Regions from separate parts of the Mus musculus genome. Here region 1 is linked to region 2. A link is a loop called in an ENCODE intact Hi-C map of the cell type or tissue named here. Cell type or tissue: left cerebral cortex. All regions are shown on one strand. Each heading gives the region's core, and the rest is flanking DNA. Links, peaks and the distances in the headings are about the cores only. Region 1 overlaps Ppp1r12a (protein phosphatase 1, regulatory subunit 12A). Region 2 overlaps Gm29685 (predicted gene, 29685).

The links. A loop is a pair of places that touch in the nucleus more often than their neighbours do. Peaks named below come from ENCODE experiments on the same cell type or tissue, not always from the same donor. Only the 100,000 strongest peaks of a DNase experiment are listed, where the experiment ranks them.
Region 1: it touches region 2 in a loop (2.3-fold over the local background); 8 of 42 quality-filtered maps call a loop at or near these places.

Annotation. Positions count from the first base shown.
Region 1 is chr10:108,245,141-108,253,489 of GRCm38, reverse strand. It overlaps Ppp1r12a (protein phosphatase 1, regulatory subunit 12A), which reads right to left. Exons shown (of 25, transcript NM_001368736.1): 10 at 3,840-4,055; 11 at 2,482-2,576; 12 at 1,546-1,650; 13 at 566-733; 14 at 1-165. Among named protein-coding and RNA genes, the nearest start is that of Pawr, 83 kb to the left of the region's middle. In left cerebral cortex, for the core only: no CTCF peak of the experiment used is centred there; a DNase peak (open chromatin) is centred at 3,541.
Region 2 is chr10:107,946,776-107,955,124 of GRCm38, reverse strand. Gm29685 (predicted gene, 29685) reads right to left here. Exons shown (of 6, transcript NR_131147.1): 1 at 8,336-8,349. Among named protein-coding and RNA genes, the nearest start is that of Gm29685, 4.3 kb to the right of the region's middle. In left cerebral cortex, for the core only: a CTCF peak has its summit at 5,034; DNase peaks (open chromatin) are centred at 4,984 and 6,169.

The sequences.
Region 1 (8,349 bases), core at 82-8,081, 300 kb before region 2:
CTCTCCCTGACCTCGGAAACAGTGCCAGCAGTAGTTGTAGTCAGGGTGGTGGTGGAAGGAGCTGCAGCATTTACAACAGTTGGAGCCACAGGAATGGTCACTGCAGTAGGAGCACTGTCCTTTTCTTTCTCAGTACTATCCTCAGCCCACAAACGATTTGAGGTACTATAGCATCATAAGCAGCAACACAAAAAGAGAAAAGGAAAACAGCTAAACAACGAAAGCCATTTCTAGAAGCTGAAAACAGGTGACCACAGGGATGGATTTTTTAAAAACACAAGATTAGTAATCAAACAGCTCACGCAGAGCTGCCAAAGAAATAAATTTTTATTTTAAGCAATATGATTTAAGACCTTAATATTTTTTCCCCAGACATGCATAATTGCTTGTTTTTTGTTTTTTTTTTGTTGTTGTTTTTTTGGTTTTTTTTGGAACCAATTTTTGCTTAAAAACAATTTTGACATGGTAAATAAAAAAATCCAGAGCCCACATTTGTCTACACAACGATGCATGCACGCACATAAGCACACAGTAGACCTGGACACAGACCGTCTCTGTGACTCACCTGCTCTGTGTGCCTGCGGAGGAGGAACCCGGGGGAGTCTTTGCAGCAGTGCTTGTGCTGGAAGGGAGGCTTCTCTGAAGCCCCGCTGCAGAGGTAACTGTTGGTGTTGATGTGGTGCTTGGAACACTACAACTAATCAAATCATCTTGTCTTCTACCAAAGGAGCAACTAAAGGAAAGAGGCATTTCTATGTAGGATGTGTCTGTATGTGGACGCTACATTCACTATCTCAGATATCACACAACTGCACACAGTAGAAAACAAACTGTGCTCCTCATCAGACCACCAGCTCCAGCACCAAGAGTTGGACCTACAATTGCTAGAGTATAGATTCATTTTACTGATTTGATGGTGTAGAATTTTATGCCTCCTCCTCCCAAAGCCTTCAATAACAGTCAACACTGAACATTTTCAGAATATGATAGACCAAAAATGGTCATGCCAAGCTGGTTCTAACAAAAATTGTGGAGTGGATTCATTCAAGGGAAATAAGGCATATGGCCCATCCGAAGAAAAGTTTTTTGCAATGGGTTAACTCCTCAGGAGCGACCCGTGTCTACGTGTATGTGTTCATATCTTATTCTTGCTTTCCACAAAGAAGTAGAACTCTCCTAGTCTCCATTATAACAGCATTAAGATTCTATGCTTTCATAGCTGAGTTGTAGTCCAAACAAATGTTCCAGATCATAGACAATAGCTAAATCGATTATGACAATATCCCATTTCAGACAATTTAGTCAATCATAAGAAGTTCCATTAAAAGTGCTAAAAGACATTTCATAATATTCCAAGTTTAATTAAATATATATGCAGAGGATAAGTTAGAATAAATCCACACCATCTTTATATTTACTGTGTCTCTAAATTAAATTTAGCACACAAAAAAGATGTAATATTTTAAAAAGATTTGCATAACTGATATTAAATCAGCGGCTATTTTTATAAGGACATAGAGAAGCCACTTATAAAGTACATCATACCTTCTATGGTAAGTGGATCCTTCATTGATCGAACTATTCTTTTTAAGATCATCTTCCCATTTTCTTCTTGTGTAAGAACTACTTGTTCGCAAACTTGAAGACTCTCTGTGGAAACAACAGCCTTCAGATTCTGGTAGGTAATTTTAGAAGAAGGATAAGAAAGGTATGTACTAGTGAAAAAGAGTAGATGTAAGGAAAATCCCATAGGGAAACTTCAGGATAGTTACCAAAAAGTGGGAGGAATTTTAGTTCTAGGAGTCAGTATATAATCCTAAATAAAAGCATTTAGAAGCATATTATTTATAAGACAAAATACTGTGATTCACAGCATAAGACAGATATGTAGGCATATATTATAAAATGACAAAAATATGTTGAGAGCCTATACAATATATAAAATGTTAGCTGAAAAAAATGAAGATACATAATTAGACACTAAAGCATGACTACAAATAAAAAGTTCTATAACACTTGAGAGTAAAAAAAAAGAAATTAAAAAAAAACAAAACAAAACCAAAAACACCCCAAAACCCAGACAGTGACCATGCAGTGTTTCCCTTTTCCTTCCATCCTCCCCTCCCCCCTCCTCCCCGCCTCTCTTTTTTTTTTTTTTTTTTTCAAGAGAGGGTTTCTCTGTGTGGCCCTGGCTGTTCCAGAACCCTGAGAGACCCCCCTGCTCCTGTCTCCTGAGTCTGGCTGGGTTCCCCTTTTGTATGTGTCTGAACCTATTTGTGTGTCGTCTGCTTTTGCTTTCCTTGCCATTCAGGAACACACTAAGCCTGCATGCTCTTGTCCCGCAGGACTGTGTACCTGGTGTTCTGCTGGTCCCGGACAGCCCTCTCTCTTCCTGAAAGCTCGCATCAGTCCTCACATCTAACACCAATGCGAACACTGCAGACTCTGCAGGGATGCACACAGCCGCCTCTCTGCACTCACCTGTTCTCCTTCTCTTCAATGTCAGATGTACTGGCTAGTCGTCTCGGGATTGTAGGGGTGACATACGCAAGTCTCGTTCCTTTGTTATCTTTCTCCTGACAACAGGAAAGTCATGAATGACAAAAGGTGCGATGAAAACATGAAGAGGCTTTAACACGTCTGTGACCGTGCAGTCCTTTCCCAGTTTAGCTCCTGAACTTTAATACTCATACAAGTCAGCGAGGTCCTCCAAAAGCAATGAACAACAGCTCAGCTCCGCCAGCTCCCTTTCCTGCCCCCCTAGGCTAAAGTTAGAAAATCACTTACTTCAGGAAAGGAAGAAAGATCCTTTATTAATGACTTTTTCTAAGGTTTGTATAAAGCTAATGTAGTAAGTTAAAATCCATTTATTTCTGTTGAAGACATAAAGTTCAAATGCAGTTCAACAAGGAGCCACTTACAACTCTGACAATCCATGCTTTCAAATATTAAGGTATTCTAAACAGACATTATCGAAATTGTATTACTGCGACGTGTGGCTGAGAGTATGTAGTGTTAGCGACACTTCCACACTGCCAATATACTTGGCAATAAAGTTATAAGAAAGCAAAGCATTAAAGTGAGTGGGAAAGAAACCTCATAGTAGAATGTCTAATATAAGGTAACATTCAAAAGAAAAATGTATTGAAAAAACTTAAGTAGCCCAATCACAGGCAATTCAGTAAGAGAACAATTTTGGTTGTACCTGTTTGATGCAATATAAACTCTTTCAAAATATAGTTAAATATAGTTAAAAGTCATTAAGACATACTTGTATAAGATAAAAAAGGTAGCTTGGCAATTGCAAATAATAATTGAATTTAACTTGATCATGCTTACATGCTAGAAAAAAAAATTGCGTTCCTTAACTCCGGGAAACTTACTCAATAATAAATAATATAAACCTGTTCATTCCCTAGAGCATTCTACTCAAAAAGCATGATTTGGAGGGCTGGAGAGATGGGTCGGTGGTTAAAAACATTCGATGCTCTTGCAGAGGAACTGGATTTGGTTCTTAGCACCCACACAGTGGGCCTACAACCATGTGTCGCTCCAGTCCCAGGAAATCCAACATCTTCTGACTTGTGTGAGTATCAGGCACGCATGCGGTGCACTTCCATACATACAGGCAAAACACTCACATGTATCAAATAAATAAATCTAAAAAAATATCAAGAAGTTTTAAAGGCTTAGTATCTCCTCAAATTTCTTGTTTTATGCAAGCACAACTGCTCTTCCAGGTACTCACAAGACAGGAAGGAGCATTCTATATTCTAGAGTCGGTGAGTGAAGCTGATACCCAGGATCTAATGGTGCTTACTAGAGCGTCTCTCTATTACCTTTTCTTTATTATCCAAAGAGGACGAGAGTCTCGGACTGGAAGCCGACCGCATCACCCCTGCAGTGTCTTTCTCCTTCTGGGCTTCTTTAGACGCACTGATTTCAGCCAGGGCACCGTAACTGCCAGTCTTTCGAAGCCCTAACCTCCAGGATGCAGGAGACTCATCTTTTCTTTCCTCTTCTTTGGGAGAAATTTTTGTAGTCGATATTGGAAACTGGTTTTTATTTCATAAAAGACAAAAACAAGTTACTAAAACCAATTATTCCTTAATTTAGAGATAATTAATTTCAGATAATGTCTAAAATTTTAAGTGATAGTTTTGGGAGAAAACACATTTACTAAGGTTAAGGTCGTAAGGCAAAAATCTAAACCTTAGAGAGTAAACAGATCGCCTTTCTAGAGGTTAGCTTTATAAACACACACTACACACTTCATATCACACAGAAGATGATGATGCAGATACAGAGAACAATGAGCACACTGTAAGGACTTGACCCATGCATCTTTGGAACCCACACTCATGAAGCTTGTTATGCCGTAACCCAGATACTTGCACTCTTGCACATAGAAGTGCCTCACCATGGATTTTTCGCCCTTACTGGGCACCAGCACAATGCCAGTTTTGCGCAAGCCCTGCCTCCATGATGCAGGATCTACTGACTCCACAGGCATGAGAGAAGCAATGAGATCAAACTAAAGCCAATTAAAATAAGAAGGGCAAGAGATACAGATTGAAAGTATGAAGACAGAAAAGGGAGGTGAAAAGAAAAAAAAAAAAAAATCAACCACACTTTTTTCCTATATTTCAACTTTATAATAAACTAACATCCAGTAGGAGTGTGGTGGCCCGACAATTGAAAGCCACTAAAACAAGTCCTAGTTTCCTCAAGAGGTAATTGGGAAGAATCTAATAAAGAAAATTCTTACCCAGTTAATGGCACACAGAGCAATATAGCACATGAGTGAAAAATTAGTACATATGGACTTTGTTTTCAGTGATTTACACACCCTAGGTGAAAATTTAATTTTCTAAGTAAACTTAATTTAGTAGTATTTTAAAATATTTTAACTTTAAATTTACTGTTTATTCTTCCTAATAAACATTAATCTGCAATTTTAGTTACAACATATTTTTATGCATAATTATTCTACTTCCCAGGGTTTTCACCAATATATTAGCTATCATGCTTAAAATACACTAGTTATTATCATTAAATAATTTACTTTATCAACTTCACCTTTCCAGTTCAAGAATTTTAATGCTCAATGCACAGAGAGAAGACTATATCAACTAAATATAACAAGGTATTGTTAATTAAAAAGAAAAATCTTTTGCATGCATGGTCAAAATCTGCTCAAACTGCAGGTTAGCAGATCTTTAGTGATAGTACCATGGTGCCAGGGACCACTTTTTTACAATATTTCTGGTAGCTTGTAATCATTTCCATCAAGAGTCTACTTAGTTCACATGACCCCAAATGCATCTGGAATTATTTCAGGATGTCAAACAAAGTAACAAGAATTGTACAGAAGGTATACTGTAATCTTACTGGAGTAGCTAGTACACATCCCAGTGCACAATCCTGTCTCTGCCTCTCTACTGCTGGATCATCAGAGTGTGTGCTGTTATGTTTGACCACAAGTAGCTATCTATGCATTTTGGCAACACGCATGCACACCAAGCTACACTCTGGGCTTTGCAAAACATTGATCATATGTAAATGAGCATCTTATGCTCTAATAAAAGTTTATTTAGGGGCAATGAAATCAAAATGTGTCAGAAAGTAGCATATTACGTATTTTCCCAAGTATTTAAAGATGTTAAAAACATTCTCTGCTTGTTTGCTATGTAAAAATAGGCATATTTTGTGAATTCCTGCTCCAACTGCATCTCCTGCAAACTGAAATGTTTTTCCACTGTGACTAAGCAGACAGCAGATACCATTTACGTGTGTAACATAGGCCAGCATGTAAGAGATGCCTGCTCCTATTTCTAAGCTAAGTTCTCATAACTCTGTATGAGTTATCTCAATATAACAATATTACAAGCACAAAAAAGAAATGCTACTATTGCTCTTTTAGACTTGACTAAACCAGAGCAGTAATAGCAATTTTAAAAATGACATCGCTATATTTTAGCAGTTGATTAACTCACTTTTGATAACCTCCCATTATATACATTAAGGATTTAGATCCAAGACCTGGTTCAAATATGTAAAAGTACCTTGCATTTTGATTGATACATGAAGAAATGTACTGAATACACTTAACTGTAATCCTCTGCTTGCACATTTTCTTCTTTTGCTTTTATAACAGGACACCCTATCTACACTTTCTTAGTCTTCAGACCACGTCTGGTTTTTTTTCTGGCTAACAACCTGCCTTTGCCTACTCTTTCAATTCAACTACTCCAAGAGTCTAGTCCCAGGTAGACTAGGCTACCTTTGTTTTTCTGCCAAGGATTGAAATTAGTTTCCTCTTTCAAACTAAATATTAAATTTATTAAACTTATTCTAAAATTTCCTATTCTCTACTCTAACCCAACCCTTAAATTACTAGCCTTAAGTCAGTCTATCTATCTATCTATCTATCTATCTATCTATCAGACTACTTACAATTGCATTTGGACCTTAAACTTAACATGTATCAATCACATACTTTGCCTTATAAACTTCACCAGCTCTATTACTAGTAACAGTGCTATTGTTATTTCCTCAATGTCCTGTGTGTCTTCACACTAATGTTCTTTTGACATTCTCTTTTATTGATAAGCCAGTGACCGTGTCTCTCACTGTCCTTCTGTGTTTTTAAGGCTCAAGGCTGTATCTTTTATCTCTAGTTGTATACCTATCATTGTGGGCAGTGTTTCCTCAGGACCTCATCCCCATCACCCGTCCTCACACAGGAACCTCCAGAGCAGCCTTACATAGAGAATGAACTCTCGCAGCACTGTTCGCACATTTACTGGGATTTCTTACAAGGAATAATTTATAAATTATTACTCTAAAAATGAAGGCATTCCATCATTTACTCCCATTTTCTGGTTTATTCTGTATATATGTACCATGACACTAAACTTCCTCTCCCTAGTAGACACCATGCCTGCATACTCACTGTTTCTCTTGTCAAGTTATGCAAACTTGGTAGCAAGGTGCTGGCTAGTCATCCCTTAATCTCTCTCAAATGCTTTCATTTCATGACTTAAAACCGAATGTAATTTCCTCACCTTTACATAGCTTTCTACACCAGGACCCTTATATGGCGGATGGTATATAACCCACAGCCTAAGTCAGTCTTCATATAATTAGTGTTCTGCTCAGCAAACTAAGTAGTCAGTGAACCAGAATAACCAACTCTGAGAAAATTCTCAATTTTTACTAGCTAGGAGACAAATATAATTCACACTTACTTGAAACTGTGAGTTGTTGGAATCCTAACAATACTTACTTTAACTAGAGAAAGTCGCAATTTATTATTAACTGACGATTTAAGGTCTAAAATCAAGCTGAATTTTTGTTGTTGTTTACCTTCAGCATGTGTGTGTGTGTGTGTGTGTGTGTGTGTGTGTGTGTGTGAAATACTGAGCATCATGCACACTGGGAAGAGCTCTGTTACTAGGCTACAGTCCTAGACCAAGCTGATGGTTTCCATCCTAAGATGCCCACAGATTATCAGCTGGGCATTACTCACAGGCTTTTTCTCTTTTAGTTTGGGTTTATAATTTAAGGCAAGCAAACTGAGCACATCTATCTTTAGCTAAATTAACCTTGTATACTAAAAGAATAGAAGTGACACGCAATGCTGTGTTATATGCGTCCATCTGGGATCTAGTCCTTGGAGTGAGTGCACCCAAATCCATAGTCTGGGCTCTGACAGACAAGGCTGGACAGCCTAAGATAACTCTGCTGAAAATCTTTAAGATGTACTTGTAAACTCACTCATAAGTAAATGTGAATTTGCTAAATCTCTCTTCATGTTTATAGAAAAAAGTGAAAAAACACTAAGTGCTAAATTAAAAGTGTTATGAAGTCTAAATATTGATATGTATACATACATATATATATGTATATATATATGTATATATATATATGTAAGCATATCATACTGTAAGACTCTTCTATCAGCAAAAATAATTCAGATTTTGAGTACCTAATGTCTTTAGTTTTGACATAATTGGTTATAAAATCTTAAGAATTTGAATTCAAAGAATGATCTTCAAAGAAGTCACATGATGGTTGAAATCTGAGAACAGAGATTTTCTAAATATACAAATTATAGAAGTAGACGTGTGTGTCTAGTTCAGTTTAATTACAGACTCATGCCTAAGATTTGCATGAAGCTTCTTTCTTTACAGGAGTAATATTATGCCATCCAGGTAACACAGATACAGATTACTTTCAGCTGGTGACTAAGTATCAGCTGAGAAGTGAGCTAAGTCCAAGGCTATACTCGAGAAGAAGATAACAGAACACAAGAAGTCTACTGCCAAATTTTTTCCTCTTTATGAA
Region 2 (8,349 bases), core at 239-8,238:
TTGGAGCATGATGACCTCACAGTTAGAGACAAAGGCCTTACCTACAAAGGTAGGCCTTGGGGGAAGAGTGGTGGCTTATGGGTACTAGGAGTTTGGTAACTAGAGAACAGAGCACCAGTTTCCTTATTTCCTGTACTTTTGGAAATCATATAAATAGTAAAGTTTGATGATGGGGAGAAAAGAGTTCTTTAGGAAAGTGTGTGTGTGTGTGTGTGTGTGTGTGTGTGTGTGTGTGTATGTATATGTGTGTGTATGCGTGTGTGTGTGTGTATGTGTGTGTGTGTGTATGTGTGTGTATGCATGTGTGTGTGTGTAGATGTGTGCAGATGCCCAGTAAGTTTTGTGTTTTATTCTTTGCTAATGAAGATCCAGAGGTTTTAATTTTTTCCCCTCCCAAATCCCAGCTGAACGCTGGAGGGTCAGAGGTGCTGGAACAAACAGTGACAAAGACACAGTGTGTTCTAAGCCAAGTGACAAAGCAGATGCAAATAAATAACGGGACTTGAGGGCACCCATCCAAAAGAACCCCGGGATCCCAGGAGCAAAACAGTCTTTGGCTCTTAGACAATTTAAAGTCGCAGATGAGTGAGTTTTGCATGCTCCGAAACTACGAGGTTAGGTATCAGACTCAGTTCCCTGATTCAAAATCTCCAAACTTTGTCATAACATATATATATATACATATATATGTGTGTGTGTGTGTATGTATATGTGTGTGTATGCGTGTGTGTGTATGTGTGTGTGTATGTATATATGTGTGTATGCGTGTGTGTGTATGTATGTGTGTGTGTGTGTGTGTGTGTGTGTGTGTGTATGTGTGTGTGTGTGTGTGTACTGTCTTAGAGCTACTTTAGGTTTACTACAAAGTTGAGAGAAGCCCATGTAGGTTCTGCATGTATCATCTGTCTCAGTCCTTTGGTGTTGCTATAACAAAGTGCTCTCTGTGTGGTGGACAGACAACAGACATGTGTTTCTTACAGTTCTGGAAGGTAGGAAAGGAAGGGGGAATGTATAAGCAGATCTGGAGTCTGATGAGGGCCTGGAGCCTGGTTCATAGACAACTATGTATTCACTGGGTTTTCACATGGCAAAGGAAGTGGCGGACTGTGTGGGTTTCCCTTTTACTACAGTGGTAATCTCATGAACAAAGGCTCTGCAGTGATAAATTAATCTTTACTGAGTCCCCCTACCCAACCCAACATCATCACCCTGATGATTAAGATATTGATATAAGGACTGGGGGGAGATATGTCCAGTCTACAGTCTCCCTCCCTCCATTCATACAGAGAATCCCTCTATCAATATTCTCCACTAGGGTAGTTCATTTCTTACAACTGCTGCATCTGTGCTGGCACATTATGATCACTTAACCCCAGAGAGCATCTTAAGACAGCGGTCCTCGACATGTGGGTCATGACCCATTTAGAGAGTGAATGCTCTCTTCACAGGGGTCACCTGAGACCACTGAAAAACACAGATATTTACAGTATGATTCATAGCAATGGCAAAATTACAGTTATGAAGTAGCAATGAAAATAGTTTGATGGTTGTGGGTCAGCACCAATGAGGAACGATATTAAAGGGTCTCACTGTTATGAAGGTTGAGAACCACCACCTTAAGGTTTCTTAATTTTTCCTCCCTGTGGATCCTTTATACCTGAGAAATGTCATGCGATCCTGGAGTTTTAGGCACATAAAATAGGTACTCAAATAAAACATTTACTGATAAGCAAGAAAGAAGTAAACTAATCTTTGGAAAATATAAAATTTTATCATTTACTAAGGACAAACAGTTGTACATGAATGAGATGAATACAAGTTTTTGTTTTTGCAGAAAGGATTAAATCTTGTTTAAGAATTTGATACCACAGAACATAGAGCATTTCGAAAATGTCTCAGAGTTGATCAGTATTTTGGTTTTTATAATAATCAGTACTTTGGGTGTGGTTTCACATGACTTTACAGTACAAAATGGCATTTCATACTCATTTCAGAAGTGGTTGAAAATTCCATCTGAGTTGTAAGCCAAAATTCGTTTAGTAATTTTTTTTTATGAAGTCAGCAACTCAAACAGATATTCTTTAAATGAAACATTTGAACACAGCGCAAACCTAAGAAATGCTAATTTGGTTCTACGTGCTGAGGCATAAGAATATTAAAAAGTCTTTACACTCCATGACTAAACTACACATTTCTGTAAGAGTGGAAAATATCTCATCTACAGTAATAGCAATCGGCAGCAAATAACAGTTTAGACTCTTGAACTGCATTCAAATGGAGACCAGGCAGGAAAGAATTCCAGAGGAGACAAAAACCAGTCAGGCCTCATAAGTGACTTTATCCTTGTTTGACTTGCAAACATAACTGAAACTTAACCTGAGCTATTTCTTGTAAATGCCAATATGAACATAAAATGAAACTAAAGTTCAACCCATAAAAGCCACAAATTAACTTTTAAATGTATAACTAGAGCCTTCTATCAAGGCAGACCAAGTAAGGTCATTTTATAGCCAGAACCAAACGAATTTTTTTTCTGCTCTACTTGTATTTGTGCATATTTTAAAAGATGTCCACTTGCAATTCTTGCTCCAGTACTGTGACATCCATAGACCATGATTTGTCCAAGTAAATGCTTTATAATTCTACTGGGTCTCGTGTTACCTTTAAGCAACAATATGTGTTTTGAATATGACAATTTGTGAATTTATACACATACTTACAAGTTGGAACTGTCATAAATAAGATTTAAAATATCCATGTAAGCCGGGCGTGGTGGCACATGCCTTTAATCCCACCACTCAGGAGGCGGAGGCAGGAAGATTTCTGAGTTCGAGGCCAGCCTGGTCTACAAAGTGAGTTCCAGAACAGCCAGGGCTATACAGAGAAACCCTGTCTTGAAAAGCCAAAAATAAATAAATAAATATCCATGTAAAAAGCATTGGTTTGTGTGTGTGTGTGTGTGTGTGTGTGTGTGTGTGTGTACCAAAGTTTTGGATTCTTCTGTATAAGTACTAAGGAGGCTTAGATTCCCATGAAAAAAAGTGTGCCTGGGTTCATTAAAAAAGCAGCGAAACCAGGGTTAGGTTTGTAACTCTGTTAGTAGACTGTCTAGCATACACAAAGCACGGTGGTGTGTGGGTTCCCTCTCCCCTCAGGGTCATTAACCACTGACCTGTGAGGGCAGAGGGGACCCAAGCGGCAAGTAGGGTTCAGAGAACTGTGAGTATGACGGCAGGACTTGTGGAGGCAGCCCCAGTGAGACAGCTCTACTTCAGTGTTCAGGGATAGGGATATGTAAGAGATAATAACCTCGTACTTAGTCATCATATGGCAAGAAGAGCAGAGTGGGACTTACTGGCTGAATCATGCAGGACTTGCAGGCAGCTCTGTGCAGGCTCATCCTGCAGCAGGGTCAGGCATCTGTACTTAAAGACACTAGAGATAAGGTCAGTGGAGAAAGGGAAGCCCCGCCAAGAAAGGGAGTCTTCCATTTTACTCCGGAGAGCTATCGGGTCATGGTGGACTGCTGTTTATTAAGCAGGGTCTTCCAACAGTGGTGTTCACTTATATACCCAGCTCTCTGGAAGTCGGAGGTAGGAGGACCGGAAGTTGAAGGCTATTCTTGGCTACCTAATGAGGGTGAGGCTTACCTGTGCTAATACCTGTTTCAAACCAAACCAAACCAAACCAAACCAAACCAAACCAAACCAAACCAAACCAAACCAAACCAAACCAAACCAAACCAGAGTAAGCCCCTAACAAAGTGGCTTGCAAAATGGCTGTACCATTATTCTGCATTCCCACCAGCGACAAATCAGAGTCCTCGGTGCTGTCTACAATGGCCAACATTGGATGCTTGTTGTCAGTGTTAATGATGAGCGGTATGAGTTGTCTTTTCACATGCTGATTTATCATCCGAGCATCTTCTCCAGTGCGGTATCTCCATGCCTTTGTCCTGTTTTAATATTGGGCTGTTTGTTTTTCTTTTTCTTGGATATTTTCTTTATTTACATTTCAAATTTTATCCCTTTCGCATTTCTCACCAAGCTTCCGGAACTCTCCTATCCCATTCCCCCTCCCCCTGCTTCTATGAGGGTGCTCCCCCACCCTCTCCCGCCTCCATGCCCTGGCATTCCCCTACACCGGGGCATCGAACCTTCACAGGACCAAGGACCTCTTCTCCCACTGATGTCCTACAAGGTCATCCTCTGCTACATACGCGGCTGGAGCCATGGGTTCCTCCATGTGTAGTCTTTGGTTGGTGGTTTTATCATTGAACTTTAGGAATCATTGTGAGGTTTGGATGGTAGTCTCTATGTGCCACTTGTAAGCACTGTCTGGAATTTATGTTCTCATTCTCTTGATATTCTTTCCAGCTTATCAGTTATTTTTTTCATGGATTTTGCCTTTTATATTGGACTTTTACAGATCACCTAAGTAACCAAGGCTTCTTCTTTGTTGGCTTATGAGAGTTTCAACTTCAAATTTAGGTTTATCATTTGCCTTGTGACAATGTTCCTGAAGATGTTGCTAGATACAGTTTTTTTTTAAAATGAGGATATCACATTCTAGCATATTCAATGAAAAGACTGTCCTTTGCTGGAGAAAAAAATGACTATATTTGAGCCTACTTTGGGTTTCTTTTGTATTCTGTTGATCTATTTGTCTTTTTCTTGATGAATGCTACTGTCTTGATTACAGCAGTCTGACAGATAGTCTTTCAGCTGTGTCATGTCTCTTCTTAAACTTTATTCTTCTCTTTTAGCATTGTGTTGTCTATTATGAGTCTCTTGCCTCTTTTCATGAATTTTAGAAGCAGCTCGTTGACATCTGGGAAGCGGCTCGCTGGGATTTCAATTTGGATCGAATTGAGTCTGTGACTAGGTTACACTCACTAAGTTGACTTTTTCTGCTGGGCAGACTCACCAGGATTCCTTCTTTCCTTAACCTTGGGTTCTTGCATCATTGCCTCCACCCTTATCTGCATTCCCTAGAGGTGGCAGAGGCTTACTGGTATGATAGTGCCACTCTGTGGCTTCCTCATTCATGTCTGCTTGCTCCTCTAGTCATTTATGTGACTGATGCCCCTAAGTGAAGCTTTTTTTTTAATGGAGTCTAAAATGGCTTCTGTTTGTCTGGTTGGCTCCTATTGATGCGTGAATATAAATATTCAATACATTACCTGCACAAGAATTTTTCTTATGCAATGGCTATAAACAAAATAACTGAAGTGGAAATTAGTCAATCAATCTATAAGAATATTTTTAATCTGAGAAAAGTATCCCAGGCAGACAACACTTTTCATAATTCCCAAATCTATAAAGCTCTGAAAACTGAATTTAAAATAAAATTGCAGAAAACTTATTTGATATGAAGATTCTGAGTTGAATTGTTATGAAGCTACCTGGAGCTTTTATAGCTTTTATAGTTGTTCATCGATAGGTAGATAGATTAATGAATTGAATTTCAGAAGATAGCCAGAGTCCAGTGATGAGGTCATGCAATACATGGAATTTGCACATATAAACTCCAAATGACTGGGTTCATACATCCACTGGACCTAGGCACAGGGTAGAAGTTCCACAACTCTAGAACATTTTACTTAAGAAAGAGTTAGTTTTGAGATTGGTCCCATGGAATTGAGTGAATGGCAGAGATGAGCAGTGAGGACATTCAGGGTAAGATGAAAGTTACAAAGGAAGCTGTAGGAAAAGGGAACATGAATACACGTAGTAAATAAGAGTAGGAGTGGGTAAAGAGCAGGAATGAATACAGTGTACATAATAAAGCCATCATATGTTGGATATTACTTTTAGGAATTGAAGCACTTTTAAGGATAATAACTTTGATGTTGTGCTTAGTCAATAAACTAAATGGCTGTCTTGTATTGCAGGGATGTATTGGAGATGGGGTTCATTTAACAGACTTCTTTAGTGGGAGAGGCAAGTAAATTGAAATAAGGCAACATAGTTCCAAACAAATGCAGATGATATGAATGTAGAATCTATAAGGTATGATAATTAGTGCCGTGGGGTGACAGGGTGGGAGGAAAACTCAACAGAAATATCCAAGAAAGAGAGCAGGTGTTGGGAGATGCATGTTTAAGTTAGGATATACTGAAGGACACAAATATGAAAGCCATCTGGAACGATAGAATTGACTGAAGATGGCAAGTAAATTTCTGCTTCCCTAAAGTCGTTTGTGGATTCACGAGTCGTGCAAAAGTGATCTCAAGTATGTTCATCGTGTGAAATTAGCATATGGAGAGCTCACTTTGGAAGGGAGAGATTTGCTTTCACCAGCACTTCCAAACAAAAAGTCTTGCCAACGCTAAAATGTAAATAGATTTCTGTAGCTAAGAATAGAGACCTCTATTTTCTTATCAACAATTCACTTCCCTAGTACATATTACATATGCCACGGCTCTACAAGCACATGGGTATAGGGAACTTTCGGGATAGCATTTGAAATGTAAATAAAGAAAATATCTAATAAAAAAATAAAAAAAAGTTCCTATTGCCTAATAACCCTGCAGCCACCATAATAAAATAGTGGTTGTTACATTGCTGATATAAACAAACACAGTACTTAGCCAATCCGTGGGAAGCCCTAGCATATACCATTATGCACGGTACATAAACTTGATGACAATAATAATAAATGACTGTTGCTAGTCTATGAATTTTAAAAATATCACATATTCTAAAAAGAAATTTCAGAATGATCTCATGGTTTAGACTTTATTATGAGTTTTGGTGACCACTCAAGGGTGGTAGGAAAAGTCTCACTCCTCAAAAGTGGTTCATTAGACAATTTTCCCCTTCCTTTGTGCAATGCCAGCCACAAAACCACAGACATTTTTATCGTTGCTCAAGAAACATTGAAAGTGCCCAGTCACTGCAACAGATGTACCTCTTACTATGGAGAGAGTGTCTTGCTAACAGGCAAACATGGTTTCTAAATTCACAAGTAGTTTCTTTTGACAAGTGGGACTCTTTGTGGTTAGAATAGGCTGACCTGTGATATATGGACACCAGGATGCTTTCACTAGTTTGACAGGACAGCTATGACAGCCTACCATAAACTAAATTTTACTTTTCCAGGTTTGGATGCTAGAAGCCTGACATCCAGGTGCCACAGAGCTGTTGTGAGATGGTAGGCTCTGTCCTAGGCCTGTCTCTGTGACTCATGGATACTGTCTTTCCCTGTGTCTTGTCACTTCATCCCCTCTCTGCCTGTTGATGTCTCTGTAAATTTCCTCTTTTATAAGAATGCCAGTCACTTTGGATCAGGGTCTACTCTGATGTCCTCATTTTGATGGATCACTTTTATAAAGTCCCTGTCTCCAGTTCAGGACACCCTCGGAAGTACTGGGTGCTAGGAATCCAGCATTTCTTTTTGAGGTACATAGTACAAGCCATAACACATTATAATTAGGTGTGTTCCTGTGGCTTATATATTCCAGGTCCCCACTGCAACATGTAAAAGCCTACTACATAGATTTGAAACTGGAAAGAACTGGGCTGCTGTGAACTCACAGTGAGCCTCCAGGGTTACTAACTGCAAGGTGACTATTTGTTTATGGAGGCTTCCCTTACTTTACAATAATATTATTTTCTTGGGATGGGAGTGTAGCTAAGTGGTAAAGCACTTCCTAGGTATGCATGGAAATTATGGGTTTAATTTCTAGCCCAGAAAATTTTTTTCTGTAGGAAAAAAAAACAACGAATATAGCAAAATTGTTTATCTGTGACTAAAAGCAATAACTTTGTTATAGGAAAACCTTGAAGAATGGCATAACTATCCTTTAATAAAAGTGTTCATTGAAGTATTGCTTTTAGTAGGAACAACTAGAAGAGACATGCCTGCCTATTTATAGAATGTGTGAATAAATATTGTATATTTCTGTATAGTGGATATAATGTGCTTAGCATAATTAGTTTTTATTTATTACCTATGCTAAGTTTCTGATTGCTAGGCTTTGTCCTTTACCCAACATATAAGTTATTTAAGTGATATATATATATATATATATATATATATATATATATATATGTATATATATATGTGTGTGTGTGTGTGTGTGTGTTTTGTACATACATATATGTTTTATATGTGTATATATATAAGCTCTATTAACTGATGAACATATTATTGATTAGATTCTATTATTAACATTGCTCTATCATTCATGAAAAAGAGGAAACAAATAATGGAGGGACAATCTCTAACAATCACAATACTATTTTAGGACCCAGACACTGGCATAAGGAGTCCAGTCCCTTCTTTTACTCTGCCATTCGAGGCTCAAAGAGATCAATGTTTCTGAACTTACCCTGCTAATTAGTA